3 separate regions of the Homo sapiens genome follow, and regions 1 and 3 are each linked to region 2. Evidence: chromatin contacts called from ENCODE Hi-C data. All regions are on one chromosome and are shown on one strand. Each heading gives the region's core, a stretch centred on a gene start or an enhancer-like site at or near the end of the contact. The rest is flanking DNA. Distances are from core to core; before and after follow the strand shown.

Region 1 (5,005 bases), core at 30-2,529, 1.7 Mb after region 2:
AAACGTTTTGCCAGGAAGAAACTTTAAAATCAAAGATCACTATCTATCTCAAAGACAGTAGAACACAGAAACTCCCCACAAACTGTTGCATCTCACACACCTGAAAGGGATCCTAACATAGAAATCTAGTTCATCTCCCAAAAAATCCAGTCTGGAATATCAAATCTCACTTTACTAATTAGGAAACCACAGCTGGACTGCCCTCCCCAATAAGCTGGTTCTGACACAATTCCTTAATTTAATAAACGACACTGTCAATCGCCTATTCAAATCCTCATGCCAGAAATCTGGGAGTGTTCCTTGACACTGCCCTGCAACCCCCTACATCAATGACCTCACCAAGGGAAACTTTAGGAGCCAGAACCAGGCATTTGGGGTACTGTTCCAGGGTGATTTACCATATAGACACTGAGACATTATGATAGTGATTACAACTGTGTTGGAGCTCCAGTTCCAACGTTTCATAGCTATGTGATCTCAACACCTCTTCGTCTCAATTTCCAGATTTATAAAACCATAAAAAATAAGGGCATCTCCTTGTAGGGACTAAATGAGCCAATGTATGTACAGTGTCTAGTACGGGACCTGGTAAACTATCAGCACTCAATACCAGCACTCTGTGACACTTGTCCGGCCAGCATCTCGACTATCTCTAAATACGAAATACTCAGTTCCACATCCAATTCTCCTGAATTGGATACCTCATCTAAAAAATCATTGTCCCTATTCTCTACTGAAATCCTACCTGTACATCAAGCAGCTCAAGTTCTAAGTTCCAAGTTCTCCCTAGTCTTCCATCACCCCTTCGCCTTCAGCCAGCCTCTCCAAACGAGAGGGCTCCTTCGAGAACTTTGGCACGCAGTCCCTAACATTCATTCCGCAGACACGTACTGAGCGCTCACAATGCCCTAGAAACTGTTCAAGGGAGTAGAGCAGTCCCAGAGACAGAAATATCTTCCCTTAAGTAGCTGACCTAACTGGTGGCTCTCCCCGCTCGCCCTGCCGGACGCTCAAATCTCAGAAACAAGAGGCAGCGACTCAAAGCCAAAACAGGACTCCGTCAACGAACCCCTCGTAGCCGGAGAGGGGCCGCCGTCCCGGATCCCGGAGGACAGAGGGCGGAAGACGAGCCGGAGACCGAGGCGGACAGCGCCTAGAGAACCGACTCAAGAACGACACCGATCCCGACAGGGAGAGGGCGGTCACGTCAACTGCCGCAGGCCACTAACTTACCTCTCTTTCAGCGTGGGGCACCCCCACCCAGCTCCGGGAGCTCGGCGAGCAGCAGCGGCTGCGGCTTGGGTTTAAACGCCACAGCCGTTGGCGGTTGCCCCATCAGCCAATCGGGTCCTGCGAAGATGGAGCAAGGGAGGGCGGTTACTAGGAAGTGAAAGGCGGAAAGGGCGGGACGCCGCTGCTAGGGCAGGAAGGGGCGTGCCCAGGCGAGCCGGGGGCGGCACAGTCTGCGTGACAGGGGTGCTCTTCCGCCCTGTGTTGGTGGCGGTCCGCTGTCTCCTGAAGCGTTGATGGAAAAGGAAACTCTCCTCTGACATTCATTATCAATCACATGTCTGAAAGGCTTGACAGCCACCTCAAGTCTGTTAGAAGGTTTATGTTGTTTACTGGGATACTACCCACCCACATCTTACCATTTCTTCTGCATCCTTGCATTTCCAAGTGTGACGCCAGCACATTTAGTTTTCACTTAAAAGCTCTCCCCGTTTTTCTTTTAACTTTCTGGGGGAAAAGCAGCAATGACATTTCGTTGCAAACCCCGGATCTCATTAATATTTAGGTCTTGCACTAATGGTCTGTTTTAGCTGAATATACAAGAATGACGTTTTCCATTATACACAACTACATTTTAAAAATGTATTATTCACCTTATATTCCATGTCAATTCGCTTATTTTTCGCAAATTACTTTCATAATTTTTACAAAGAATTTGGAGAAACTACAAAGAATAAAATTTCCTCTTTGTATGCCATTGGACTGAAAATGAAAATAGCTTGTTAAATCAAGGTTCCAATAATTGATGATACAGTAATGCAGTCAGCTTCATATTCTTGTCAATTTTTTGTTCATTCGAAGACATTTGAGAATTACAGCTTTCCATTTTTACTTTAAAGAATCTAGACAAATGATGCAAAACATGCTTTTGAGTTAAGATCTTTTAGTCTAATATAAATCACGATCAGTCTCCAAACAGATCTGGTTACATGAATCTTGTGTAAGTAGAAAAGTATTTACTGATTGTCCAGCTGCTAAAATTCCAGAAGACAGTGGTTTACAAAGTAATATACTGGTTATAGAAATTTATGCTTACCTAGGAGTTAACTAGCACTATATCTTGTTTACCCAGCCTGACACATTAAATGCTCAATGTATGTTATATGTTTTTTTAAATGAACCTTGTAGTGACTGTGCCATTTAATGGTTATTTAATCTTGGCCAAACTACTTAATCTCTCTGGGCTTCTGTTTCCTTATTTGTAAAATGGAGTTAAACAGCATCCCATATATTTTTATGATGGTTTCAATCAATGGGCCCTTTTGTTCAAATACATTAATATTGCTCTCTTCCCAATGGACACATTTTGTAGTTACAGCTTCAAAACCAAAACAAATAGAAAAGGGAGACAGGAAAATCAGAGGTAGAAGAGATGCTAAAACATTTATCAAGACATGAATACCAAGACCTCTTTAAAAAAAAAAGTGCTAGCCGGGCGCGGTGGCTCACGCCTGTAATGCCAGCACTTTGGAAGGCCGAGGCGGGCGGATCACGAGGTCAGGAGAGCGAGACCATCCTGGCTAACACAGTGAAACCCCGTCTCTGCTAAAAATACAAAAAATTAGCCGGGCGTGGTGGCGGGCGCCTGTAGTCCCAGCTACTCCGGAGGCTGAGGCAGGAGAATGGCGTGAACCCGGGAGGCGGAGCTTGCAGTGAGCCGAGATCGCGCCACCGCACTCCAGCCTGGGCGACAGAGCAAGACTCCGTCTCAAAAAAAAAAAAAAAAAAAAAAAAAAAAAAAGTGCTACCTTATCTCAGAGCAGTTGAAAGGATTTAACTGCTTTGTAAATTGTAAAACCTCTTGAAAATGTAAATTAGTATCATATACAACCATAAACCTAAAAGTATAATTAGTCGGGTTAAATTTAACGTGATCTCAGCTTGCTTTTTAGTTATTTGCCTTTTGCCTCTTGGTATAATGGATAGAGGCAGGAGCCCTGGATGAGAAGTCTGGAGATGCAGTTATTATAGTTGTGGCTGAGCCATTAGCTGTGTGTTCCTTGTTTCAAGTATTTTATCTGTAAAAGAAACTAGTTACATTAAATGAGCTCACAGACCTGTTGTGATACTCTCCTGCACTGGGCACTGATTTTGTTCCTCTCCATCTGTTTTCCTTTATTCTTATACTTGTTAGTTGCCTGATTTTCTCTACCTAAGCATAGATTCCAGTCAATTAAAATTTGATTGTCCTAAGACACAATCACTCACACCAAAAAAGGGATGGGAAGGAAAGGAAAGAGAGAAAGTGTAATTGCCATAAAACAAAAACCAGAAAAACCCTCTTTAACATATCGGCATTACTAAAACAAAAATCATCCAAGAACAGTCCCTGAGCAGGAGCCAAGTAAAGAACACTGCAAATCAATAAAGCAATAAAACAAAGTAGAAGGAGTGTACTTACATCTTATGAAACCATCTGACCTGATCATCTGTACCAGTCTGGCAGGATGAATTGCACCAAGGAAAATTAACCCAGGCTGATAGAAGCAGAAAAGAATATTGGGTGGGTTAAAGCATTTCTGGGTAGGATAGAGATACAGGCTTGGAAAATAAGGGGAGCTTGGCAGCAGACGAGCACCTAGCCATGGTCATGCTACCAAAAATAGCCCTTTGAGGATGCAGCTGATCTTGTACAGCCAACAGTGGCACTAGATGCCGCCACTGGGACCACCACTGCTGCTGGGACCACTGGGACCACCACTGCATATGGGAAAGTGGGCATAGTTGTGCTGCAGTTTTCCCATCACTGCTGCTTGGCATTACTAGCTCCTGTTGCTAGACCTGGTTTGGGTGTGTCTGACTCGTCAAACCTGAATCATATGCTACAAGTCCTGCTGCAAGGGAGTCCTGAACAGCCTGTGTCTGGCTTTTGTTGTTGTGTTGATGATGATGATGATTATGATGATGGTGGCTTCTTAGTGAGAGGTAACCTAGACAGACTCATAAGGTGAGGAATTACCCAAACTCAGGAAGTGCATTTTGAGCTAGGCGGCCAAAAGAATGACAAAGGTTCATTTCAGTATTTTATGCAACTTTACTACAATAATTACTTTTATTTTATTTAATAGAAACCAGTTAAATAAGCTGTGCTGGGTGATGGATAGCTAATCATTATAACAGCAGCAGATAATATTTATTAAGGGCTTATCTTGTCCTAGACACTGTGTCAAGCCCTTTAAATGCCTTTTTAGTTCTCAAAATGATCCTATGTGGTAGGTACCATCATTTCCTTTTTAAAGTTGAGGAAATTGTCCCCACCTTTCTGGGTGGAACCAAGAAAGCACCAAAAATTTAAGTAACTTCTACAAGGTTTAGTTAAGTGGTGCAGCTGGTATTTGAACCCAGGCAGCCTGGCCTGAGCCTCTCAAGATAGTGAGAGAATTACTTTGTCATTTGTCACTTTGGTTTTGAGGCATGGTATCCATCATGCTAATTTCCTCATGTTTCCTGCTTGTCAGCCTCCTCTTTTTCTTCAATATACGTTTATCAGGAGCCCCTTTGCACCTGGCATTTTGCTGAGGGTAAAGATGGATGAGGCAAATGTTCTTTCCTTTTGGGAGACAGTAGACAAGCAAACAGTCCATTCCTGTATATTGTGATATGTAGATGTTGAGGTTTGCAAAAGATGCCATCAAAGCATTTAGGAAACAGGACAGCTGCGGTGACTCACACCTGTAATCCCAGCATTTTGGGAGGCCAGGGCAGGAGGATCGCT
Region 2 (4,623 bases), core at 1,377-3,876:
ATGTTTTCAATTCTCTCGGGTATATACCTAGGAGTGAAATTTCTGGGTCTTATGGTGACTTTATGTTTTACAATTTTGGGAACTGACAGACAGTTTTTCAAAACTTTTTTTTTTTGAGACAGGGTCTTGCTGTGTTGTCCAGGCTATATAGTGCATTGGCTCACAGGCTTGATCATAGCATAGCACACTGAGGCTTCCACCTCGTGGCCTCAAGGGATCCTTCTGCCTCAGCCTCCCAAGTAGCTAGGACTATAGGCCAGTGCCACCATGCCTAGCCTAAAGCATTTTATATTCCTACTAACAGGGTATAAGGGTTCTAATTTCTCCATAGCCTTGTCAACACTTGTTATTTTCTGTCTTTTTGAACATAGCCCTTCTAGTGGGTATAAAGTGGTATCTCCTTGTTTTTTTTTTTTTTTTTTTTTTGAGACTGAGTCTCGCTCTGTCACCCAGTAACAAGCTGGAGTGCAATGGTGTGATCTCAGCTCACTGCAGCCTCCTCCGCTTCCCAGGTTCAAGCGATTCTCCTGCCTCAGTCTCCCGAGTAACTGGGATTACAGGCCTGAGCCACCAAGCCTGGCTAGCTTTTGCATTTTTAGTAGAGATGGGGTTTCACCATATTGGCCAGCCTGGTCTCCAACTCCTGATCTCAAGTGATCTGCCCGTCTTGGCCTCCCAAAGTGCTGGGATTACAGGTGTGAAGCACCACGCCTGATTGTTTTTTTTTTTTGAGACAAGGTCTTACTCTGTTGCCCAGGCTGGAGTGGAGTGGGATGATCTTGGCACACTGCAACATGTTGCCCAGGCTGGTCTTGAACTCCTGGGCTCAAGAGATCTGCCCACCTGGGCCTCCCAAAGTGCTGGGATTACAGGTGTGAGCCACGGTGCCCGGCCTCCTTGTGTGTGTGTTTTTTGGTTTTTTTTTTTGAGATGGTGACCAAAAAAACACAACAACAAACAACAAACAAAAAACAAAACGAAGTCATTCTTTTGCATGTGAATGTCCAGCAGTGGTAGTACCAACTGTTGAAAAGACTGTTCTTTCACCATTGATTTGTCTTGGTGTTTTTGTTGATGTAAATGTGAGGGTTATTGATTTATTTCAGGATTCTCAATTCTATTTGTTTATATTCTTATCCTCCATGAGTATGCCCGTAGGGCCACTGTGTATGCCAGTAGGGCCATTGTGTTTTACAGAAGAAATCTAAGAAGAATCATTCTTTTTTTTTTTTCCATTAAAAGTCATGTTTACTAATCTAGCACCACAATTCGTCTTAGAACCTCCCATGCAGTTGGAAAGGGAATATGGGAAGAGGTGAGTATGTTGGAAATGTAGGGTAGTTCTCAAATTGAGGCCCCATTTTGCTTGCTCTAAAGCCAAAAACACAGGGTCTAGCAAAGAGGAGCCCAGAGGCTGGAGATGAAAACAAAAGCTTTTGGTTCAGATGGTAAAGGAGGCCCTCAAGAGCAGTAGAATCAGTATATCCCGAAGGCAGTGCTGGAGGCATTCTCATGAAGTAGGGGGTTTCTTCTTGGCATCCAAGTCCTTTTTAATTTCTTCAAGTTTTTTAGCCAGGTTTGGTATGTCATAGTTCTGAGCCAGATACATTCCAACCACGTTGCCCAATGTAAATCCAAGCAGGAATTGGAGCATGATGTTGGTGGGGAGGGCGAGGAGGGCGCAAAGGGCTGCTGCAGCTCTGCAGGCCGGTCAGAGCCTGCTTCCCCATGCGAGGGGAGCGGAATCGCCCCCCCCGCCACCTTTTTTTTTTTGAGAGGGAGTTTCACTCTTGTCGCCCAGGCTGCAGTGCAATGGCGCGGATCTCGGCTCACTGCAACCTCCGCCTCCCGGGTTCAAGCGATTCTCCAGCCTCAGCCTCCCTAGTAGCTGGGATTATAGGCGCCAGCCACCACGCCCGGCTAATTTTTGTTATTTTTAGTAGAGACGTGGTTTCACCGTGTTGGCCAGGCTGGTCTCGAACTCCTGATCTCAGGTGATCCGCCCGCCTCGGCCTCCCAAAGTGCTGGGATTATAGGCGTGAGCCACAGCGCCCTGCCAAGAAGAATCATTCTTTAACCTTAACTCAAAGCAACCAATTCAAGGGTTGGAATTACTCACTCCCCATTTAGAACTTTCAGCAGCGGTCTTTAGCATCAGTAGCCGTCAAGATTGTGTTGGGTCGTTGCTTTCTTGTTGTTTTAAATCACGGTCATGTGTTTGGCAAGGGTGCTGGTTAACCGAAAATGTTGGTTCTAGAGCTAGAAGTACTGGCATTCAAATAAACATATTTGGGGGTTGGGGGTTGATGAGCAAGGCTGGGAGGAGACAAAAGAAGTATCTCGGCTCAGTCGTCAGAGACGCGCAAGGTGTAACGGAGAGAGCAATCTAGGTTGTGAGAGTGGCTCCAAACATTGAGACATGGAGCCAGGACCTTTGCTCCTGGGGGATGGCCCTAGTACTGATGCGCAGGACCTGGTCCTTGAAGGAGCTGACAAAACTGCCGTTCACCCGCGCGACCACCGGCAAAGCAGCTCCACAGCCTGCCCCTCCCCTTGGCTGCTCCCCCACCCATTTCCCGCCTTGTCTTTCCTCTCTTCTCTCTCTCCCTCCTCCCTGCGCGAAGCGGAAGTGACGCGAGGCGTAGCGGAAGTTACTGCAGCCGCGGTGTTGTGCTGTGGGGAAGGGAGAAGGATTTGTAAACCCCGGAGCGAGGTTCTGCTTACCCGAGGCCGCTGCTGTGCGGAGACCCCCGGGTGAAGCCACCGTCATCATGTCTGACCAGGTACCGGGCTGGGAGCCATCCAACGGCGGTGGCCAGGGCCTTCCCTGCAGGTCTGCCTGCCGCTAGGCTGGGGTCGGGGATGGAGGCGCGGGGGAGGGGAGCGCGGAATGGGGGAGGGGGCGGCCGGTGGGGACTAGGCAGGCGAGGGAGAGGAGCCGACTACGGCCGGAGGTGCCGGGGCCTGCTGCGGGGCTCCCGGAGCCGCCCGCCCCTCTCCGGGCTCGCTCATCACCCCCGTACCCCACCGCCTTTGGTGGCGGCCTCCCTCATGTCGTCCCACTTCTTTCTCCCGGGTCGACTAGGTGCAGAGCCCCGCTTCCACCTCCCTGGGAGGGTCTCTGGAGAACCCGTCCGTCTCCTTCCAGAGGACTAATCGCAGAAGCAGGGCCCTAGGCCTTAGTTATGTAACGGGAGAGAATCCCTGACTGGGAGGCTCCGTGGCCCTGAGAAGCGGCTGGACTCTCCACTTTTTGCTTCTTCGTCGGGAGGGCGTGGGGCGGCGAGGGAGGGAGACGTCCGATGTTGTTGGGAATCCTGCCTCCGTTCGGATTGGAGCTAGGGCAAGGATGCCGCTGCTCTCCTCTGAGTCTTTTTCCGTGTGGGGGTGCAGAGCTGTCGCCTCTTTACTGTACTTTCCCGTTTCTTACTCGGGATTGGTTCATCCTAGCTCTCCAGTTGTAAGAGAGCATTCATAATAACCAAGAAAGAAAATAGAACTAAACTGCTAGAGCAACAAAAAGCATCTCACCTGGGCATTAACCTGAGGAAGTCTCATATTTTTGAGGAAAAGCATAGGAAAACTTTGTGTATGTAGAGTCGTTGCAGAATATTTGCAGAAAGTTGCCTGGTAAGGCAAAGTGCTCCAGCTCACTGTTAGTATCAATAATTTACTTGGGATTTGCACTTAATCAGGAGTGATCGATTTCCCCTTTTCTTCCTCATCCTGTTCTAATTAAACAACTTTATGGCTAGTTTTTAATTCATAAAGTTTTTGTCTGGTCTTTTGTTTGCTCAGACGACTTTGACTTTTTTTTTTTTTTGAGACGGAGTCTCGCTGTGTCGCCAGGCTGGAGTGCAGTGGTGCGATCTCCACTCACTGCACCCTCCCGCCTCCTGGGTTCAAGCAATTTTCGGGCCTCAGCCTCCCGAGTAGCTGGGATTACAGGCACTCACCACCAGGCACTCACCACCACACCTAGCTAATTTTTGTATTTTTAGTAGAGACGGGGTTTCACCATATTGGCCAGGCTGGTCTCGATCTCCTTACCTCGTGATCCGCCCACCTCGGCCTCCCAAAGTGCTGGGATTACGGGCGTGAGCCACCGCGCCCAGCCGACTTTGACTTTTTACATTATTTTTGGACTTTTACTCATTTAATGGTAGTTATTCAGAAAACTATTTTTCATTCAACTCCACGATGTACTTGAACTTTTAAATTTAACACACCTATTCCCTTGGCTTTTAACCCAGTTTTGTACCATTTCGTGAGAGCAAGTGAGGTTTTTGCAGATTGGTACTATTGTACAAAATGTACACTTAACATTTTAAAGCTTAACCATAATCTAGATGAATTTTGGATGGATCTACTTACTAATAATCTAGATTAATTCCCAAGTGGGCATTGTGTTTCCCTAGGTAGTTGTTTACTTGGTTACTAGGAAGAAAAGTATAGGCGTAAATGCTTAGTTTCGTCAGCCTTTTATTTTGTTTCCCAGAAGCGTCTAGGAAGCATTTTGAAATTTATTGTAGACTGATGGAAGAGCAACATAAAGAAATAATTATAAAATGTAGAATTTATTGCTCCATTTTGAAGTCAGGTTATTTAAGAGATACATAAAGA
Region 3 (4,861 bases), core at 2,183-4,682, 1.2 Mb after region 2:
AAATATTGGGACTACAGGCGTGAGCCATGGCACCTGGCCCATTTTTCTTTTTAAACTTATTTCTATTTCCAAATAGCCATAAATCAAACAATGATATCGTGACCTGTAAAGTAAGAGCTTGAAATTCTCCTACTTTGCACTAGTAAAAGTAAAATCCAAGGCAAATCACTTAATTTCCCTGAACTTCAGTTTCTTCATATAACATGAAGATAAAACCTACCTTGCAAGATCGTGAGAGCTGAGGAAAACACATTGTGATGTGCCTTCTACTTTCATACTTAGGTGGTGAGAATGTAACTAAGCACAACCATTCTGAAAAACTGGCAAGACCTAGAAAGGCTGAACATGGCTGGGCGCAGTGGCACACGCCTGTAATCCCAGCAATTTGGGAGGCCAAGGCAGGTGGATCACTTGAGGCCAGGAGTTGAGACCAGCCTGGCCAACATGGGGAAACCCTGTCTCTACTAAAAATACAAAAATTAGCCAGGTGTGGTAGCACACACCTGTAGTCCCAGCTACTCAGGAGGCTGAGGAATGAGAATCACTTGAACCCAGGAGGTGGAGGTTGCAGTGAGCCGAGATTGCGCCACTGCACTCCAGCCTGGGTGACAGAGTGAGATTCTATCTCAAAAAAAAAAAAAAAAAAAAGCTGAACATATGAATACCTTATGGCCATCAATTCCACTCCTAGTACATATATTCTAGATAGACACTGTCCAATATGGTAGCCACTAGCACTTGAAATGTGGCTGGTGCAGTTGGGAACTGGGAATTTTAATTTAATTTTAATTAACTTAATCTCAAAACAGATGATCAAATCGTTATTAGAAAATATTAATGTGTCTTTGGAGGCCAGGAGCGGTGGCTCACGCCTGTAATCCCAGCACTTTGGGAGGCTGAGGCAGGTGGAACACCTGAGGTCAGGAGTTCAAGAAAAGCCTAACCAACATGGCAAAATCCCGTCTCTACTAAAAATAAAAAAATTAGCTGGGCATGGTAGCACATGCCTGTAGTTCCAGCTATTAGGGAGGGTGAGACAGAAGAATCACTTGAACCTGGGAGGTGAAGATTGCACTAAGCCGAGATCGCGCCACTGCACTCCAGCCTGGGCGACAGAGCGAGACTCTGTCTCAAAAAATATACAAATAAAATAAATAAATAAAAGTGTCTTTGGAACAATTTGGATATATGAATCTACTTTATCAACTGTAAATCTTATAAACATAATCACAGATCAAAGGTTTATATTTATGGAATATAAAAAATATATTTAAAATATTTTCTTAGAGACATCAAGCCTCTAGTCTTTAAAAAAAAACAAATTTTTTTTTTGAGATGGAGTATCACTCTGTCGCCAGGCTGGAGTGCAGTGGGTGGTGCAATGTCGGCTCACTGCAACCTCCGCCTCCCAGGTTCTAGTGATTCTCCTGCCTCAGCCTACCGAGTAGCTGGGATTACAGGCGTGCACCACCACACCCGGCTAATTTTTTGTACTTTTAGTAGAGACTGGGTTTCACCATGTTGGTCAGAATGGTCTCGATCTCTGGACCTCATTATCCGCCTGCCTCGGCCACCCAAAGTGTTGGGATTACAGGCGTGAGCCACCGTGCCCAGCCTAAGAAATATGTTTTTAAAAGAACCTTTATAGCCACATTGTTTATTCTCTCTCCCAACTGTAAACAACCCAAATGTCCAATAACAATAGAAGGGATTATGGTATAGTCACACTGTAGAATATTATACAACAAAAAACTACATGCAAAAGTGTGATTGAATCTCCACAAATATGGATAATGAGCAAGGGGTGAGTCAGAAAAAAATACACATGCACTCTGAACCCATTTATATAGATTGAAATGCCTAACAATTCATTTTTTAGGAATTCATCATAGACGGAAAAATTAAAGTAAAACAAGTGAGTGCTTAGCACAAGTCAGGATAATGGTTACCTCTTGGTGGAGGAGATGGAATCACAGAAACATACTGGGAGATTCTAAGGCAGTGTTTTTCAACCAATTTTTAACTATTGTCCCTGTAAGGAACCTTTCTAGACATTTTATTCCTAATCACACCCCCCGCCATGAAAATTTAACACTACATATATACTGTATAACTGTTTATATACTGTGGCCCTTTGGAGGGACACAAATCATTGTAGTAACTAAGATTCCGACCCCGGCCCCACCAATTTTCAACCCCTTGAAATGTAAAATCACCCCTGTTAAGACTGCATGTTCTAAGTTATTGGCAATGCTTTATTTTCTAATCTAAGAGGTGGATACAGGAGTGTCTGCTTCTGTTAGTTATAATTTTTTAAAATGTATGTTTTATACACCCTTCTGTATATATACTTGACAATAAAAAATAAAAATAGAAAAATTGACTTAAATTGTGCTGAGGACTGAAAAATGGTGGTTATTTCCGTTTCAGAGCAGCTCAAATAATAACAGTAAGGAAATTAGTTAAATAAAGAAAAAACATGCAACCAAAAATTTTAAAAGCTATCTATGTCTGAAGTGAATCTAAAAGTCTCATGAAGATCAACCTCCACTAAAGGAAGCTGGCTCTAAGAAAATGTGCTGGTATCCTTTCCCTAAGAAAGAAATAAGAAGATAATGCTACTTCCACTACATGCAATTTTAGTTTACCGAAGACTATCAAGTATATATCTTAACTTCCTCGTATTAAAAACTGTGATTATATGAATATTAGAACATAAAAAACAAATGAACTGTTATTACTTTTAGTGATGCTGTTCTTCTGCCTTTGCGATCCAAAGGCAAACAAAGACAATTTTGCGTGTGGCAGAAGCGGGAACAAGCACCTGGATTTAACAACTACAGTAATGATCACTGAATCCTCCAACCACCTCTTCCTACCCCAACTCTAAACTAGGACTTCATTAGTTCTCGCCTGCTAGTTCTTTGATCTCCCTCCCAGCCTCCCATCCTTCTCCATTTAGTCTCTCCTTTTCTGCACTCCCCAGAATAGAGTCTAGCTCTTAATCCTAATCAACGGGCCTCCCACCAACTCCCTAATTTACCTGACAGCAATCTGACCTCTCAGGACACTCAACTCTGCAACCGGAGCCAACCGGAAACGGAGGTTGTCACCTCGAGTTTCTCACGGCAGGAAAGCGGAGAAGCCGCTTAACGTTCCGATACTGGGTTAGAGATTCCTGAATCAGGTAGAGACTACATGAGGGACGCTGGAAGTCGATTATTTTCCCAGTATATGTGCATCCTCAATCTGACTGAGGTAACAGATACTGTAGAAAAGAGAAGGGCGGGGAAGATAATATGTTGTCCTTGCTTGGGGACGGAATCCTTAGACACCGCACACAGGGCGGGGCTGCCGGCATACTGCAGCCAATAAGGGAGGCTGTTGTTGAGAGCGTGTTCTCACCCAATGAGAGGGTTGGTTGTTGCGCTGCAGTTGGCAGGCTGCTGCGGGAGGCGGCGGCGGTAGGAAGCCGGAGACAGCAGGGTGACAGGTAGGCGGCGGTGCTGTCTTTGGGGGAGGCAAAGTGCTAGATGAAGAGGGGTTTTCTTCTCCTTCGGCCGCGGAAACTACAGACGGGAGCTGGCGAGGGTGGTCTGGAAAGGCGGTAGCCGGTGTGTTGGTGGTCCCGGAACCTCTCGTAAACCAGGTAGCATCTTGGGAGGGTCGTGAGGAGGAGAAGGCGGCAGCCGAGGCGGGTGGAAGCCGAGCCTTGTGGGGCGACGTGGGGGCCCACCTAGGGCGTGGGGGCTGCGGTGGCGCCAGCAGAGAGGGAGGAGAGGCGGGAGCAAGGCGGTGTCGTGAGGGCTGAAGGGATTCTTTGCACAAAGCCCCAGGCGAGAAAAGGACACGGCATTGAAGACAGTTAAGAGAAATCCCAGTGATTGCTTCTTAGGGCCATTTCCTGGGGGTGGTGAGGGGGAGCGGAGAAGAAAAATATTTACTGGCGGTCAGATTCTGAACACTCATTATTGCTGTACATTATGTAATCTTTGGCTGTTATTTACCCAAACAACTAGGTTGTCCCTCCTGGGAGAGGAGGTCTTGCAACCTATTAATGTGTTAGAACACTTTTTTCATTGGCTTGAGTGCCATTTACATTGGCAGGTTCTCTAGGCGAAGGGTGGTAGCATGGAGGATAGAGTAGTCACGAAGAGCTTATCCCAATTATGGACTTGACAGATACTAGTTTGCGATGAATGTGGCCAGGTTCATGTTTTGTAGTTCGTGAATTTATTTGAGGGTCAAGGCTGACAACATTTTTTAAAGATCTTCAGAAAAGTGGGGAATCCTTTAAAAATGTACAGTAGGAGCTCAGTGTAAGTTGGAAAATGACTAGAAAATTAGTTGGTAGATCCCTTCCTCCCCCCAGGATATTGTGGAAGTTAGGGACTGTGCAAATAAGGTGGTGGTCTGAATATGGGGAAAAAAATAAACTTTTTTTTTTTTTGAGACGGAGTTTCGCTGTTGTTGCCCAGGCTGGAGTGCAATGGCGCGATCTCGGCTCACAGCAACCTTCGCCTCCCGGGTTCAAGCCATTCTCCTGCCCCAGCCTCCGGAGTAGCTGGGATTACAGGCATGCGCCACCACGCCCGACTAATTTTGTATTTTTAGTAGATACGGGGTTTCTCCATGTTGGTCAGGCTGGTCTCGAACTCCGGACGTCAGATGATCCGCCCGCCTCGGCCTCCCAAAGTGCTGGGATTACAGGCGTGAGCCACCGTGCCCGGCAGAAAAAAGTCAACTTTTAAGTAGTTTGTTCTGTAAGCAAGTCTGAGAAGCTACTTATGAATTATTTATTAGGTTTAAAAAGTGGACTCTGAACCTCTCGGACAGAGGCAAAATATATTTATAGATATAA

The links. A loop is a pair of places that touch in the nucleus more often than their neighbours do. Pooled maps may share reads with other maps.
Region 1: a pooled map shows a loop between it and region 2 (9-fold over the local background). The contact joins the promoter of SGO2 here to the promoter of SUMO1 in region 2. A Hi-C loop is called at or near these places in 5 of 50 pooled maps.
Region 3: a pooled map shows a loop between it and region 2 (7-fold over the local background). The contact joins the promoter of HYCC2 here to the promoter of SUMO1 in region 2. A Hi-C loop is called at or near these places in 6 of 50 pooled maps.

Annotation. Positions count from the first base shown.
Region 1 is chr2:200,522,481-200,527,485 of GRCh38, reverse strand. SGO2 (shugoshin 2) reads right to left here and starts at 1,279. Exons shown (of 9, transcript NM_152524.6): 1 at 1,234-1,279. RefSeq lists a silencer at 1,361-1,410.
Region 2 is chr2:202,236,600-202,241,222 of GRCh38, reverse strand. SUMO1 (small ubiquitin like modifier 1) reads left to right here and starts at 2,626. Exons shown (of 5, transcript NM_003352.8): 1 at 2,626-2,783. The coding sequence starts at 2,772. It also overlaps the pseudogene STMP1P1. RefSeq lists a silencer at 2,972-3,161.
Region 3 is chr2:201,070,242-201,075,102 of GRCh38, reverse strand. HYCC2 (hyccin PI4KA lipid kinase complex subunit 2) reads left to right here and starts at 3,432. Exons shown (of 13, transcript NM_001321623.1): 1 at 3,432-3,493. It overlaps NDUFB3 (NADH:ubiquinone oxidoreductase subunit B3), which reads right to left and starts at 3,102. Exons shown (of 3, transcript NM_002491.3): 1 at 3,044-3,102. RefSeq lists enhancers at 2,580-3,203, 3,340-3,429, 3,450-3,719, 3,204-3,829, 3,820-3,959.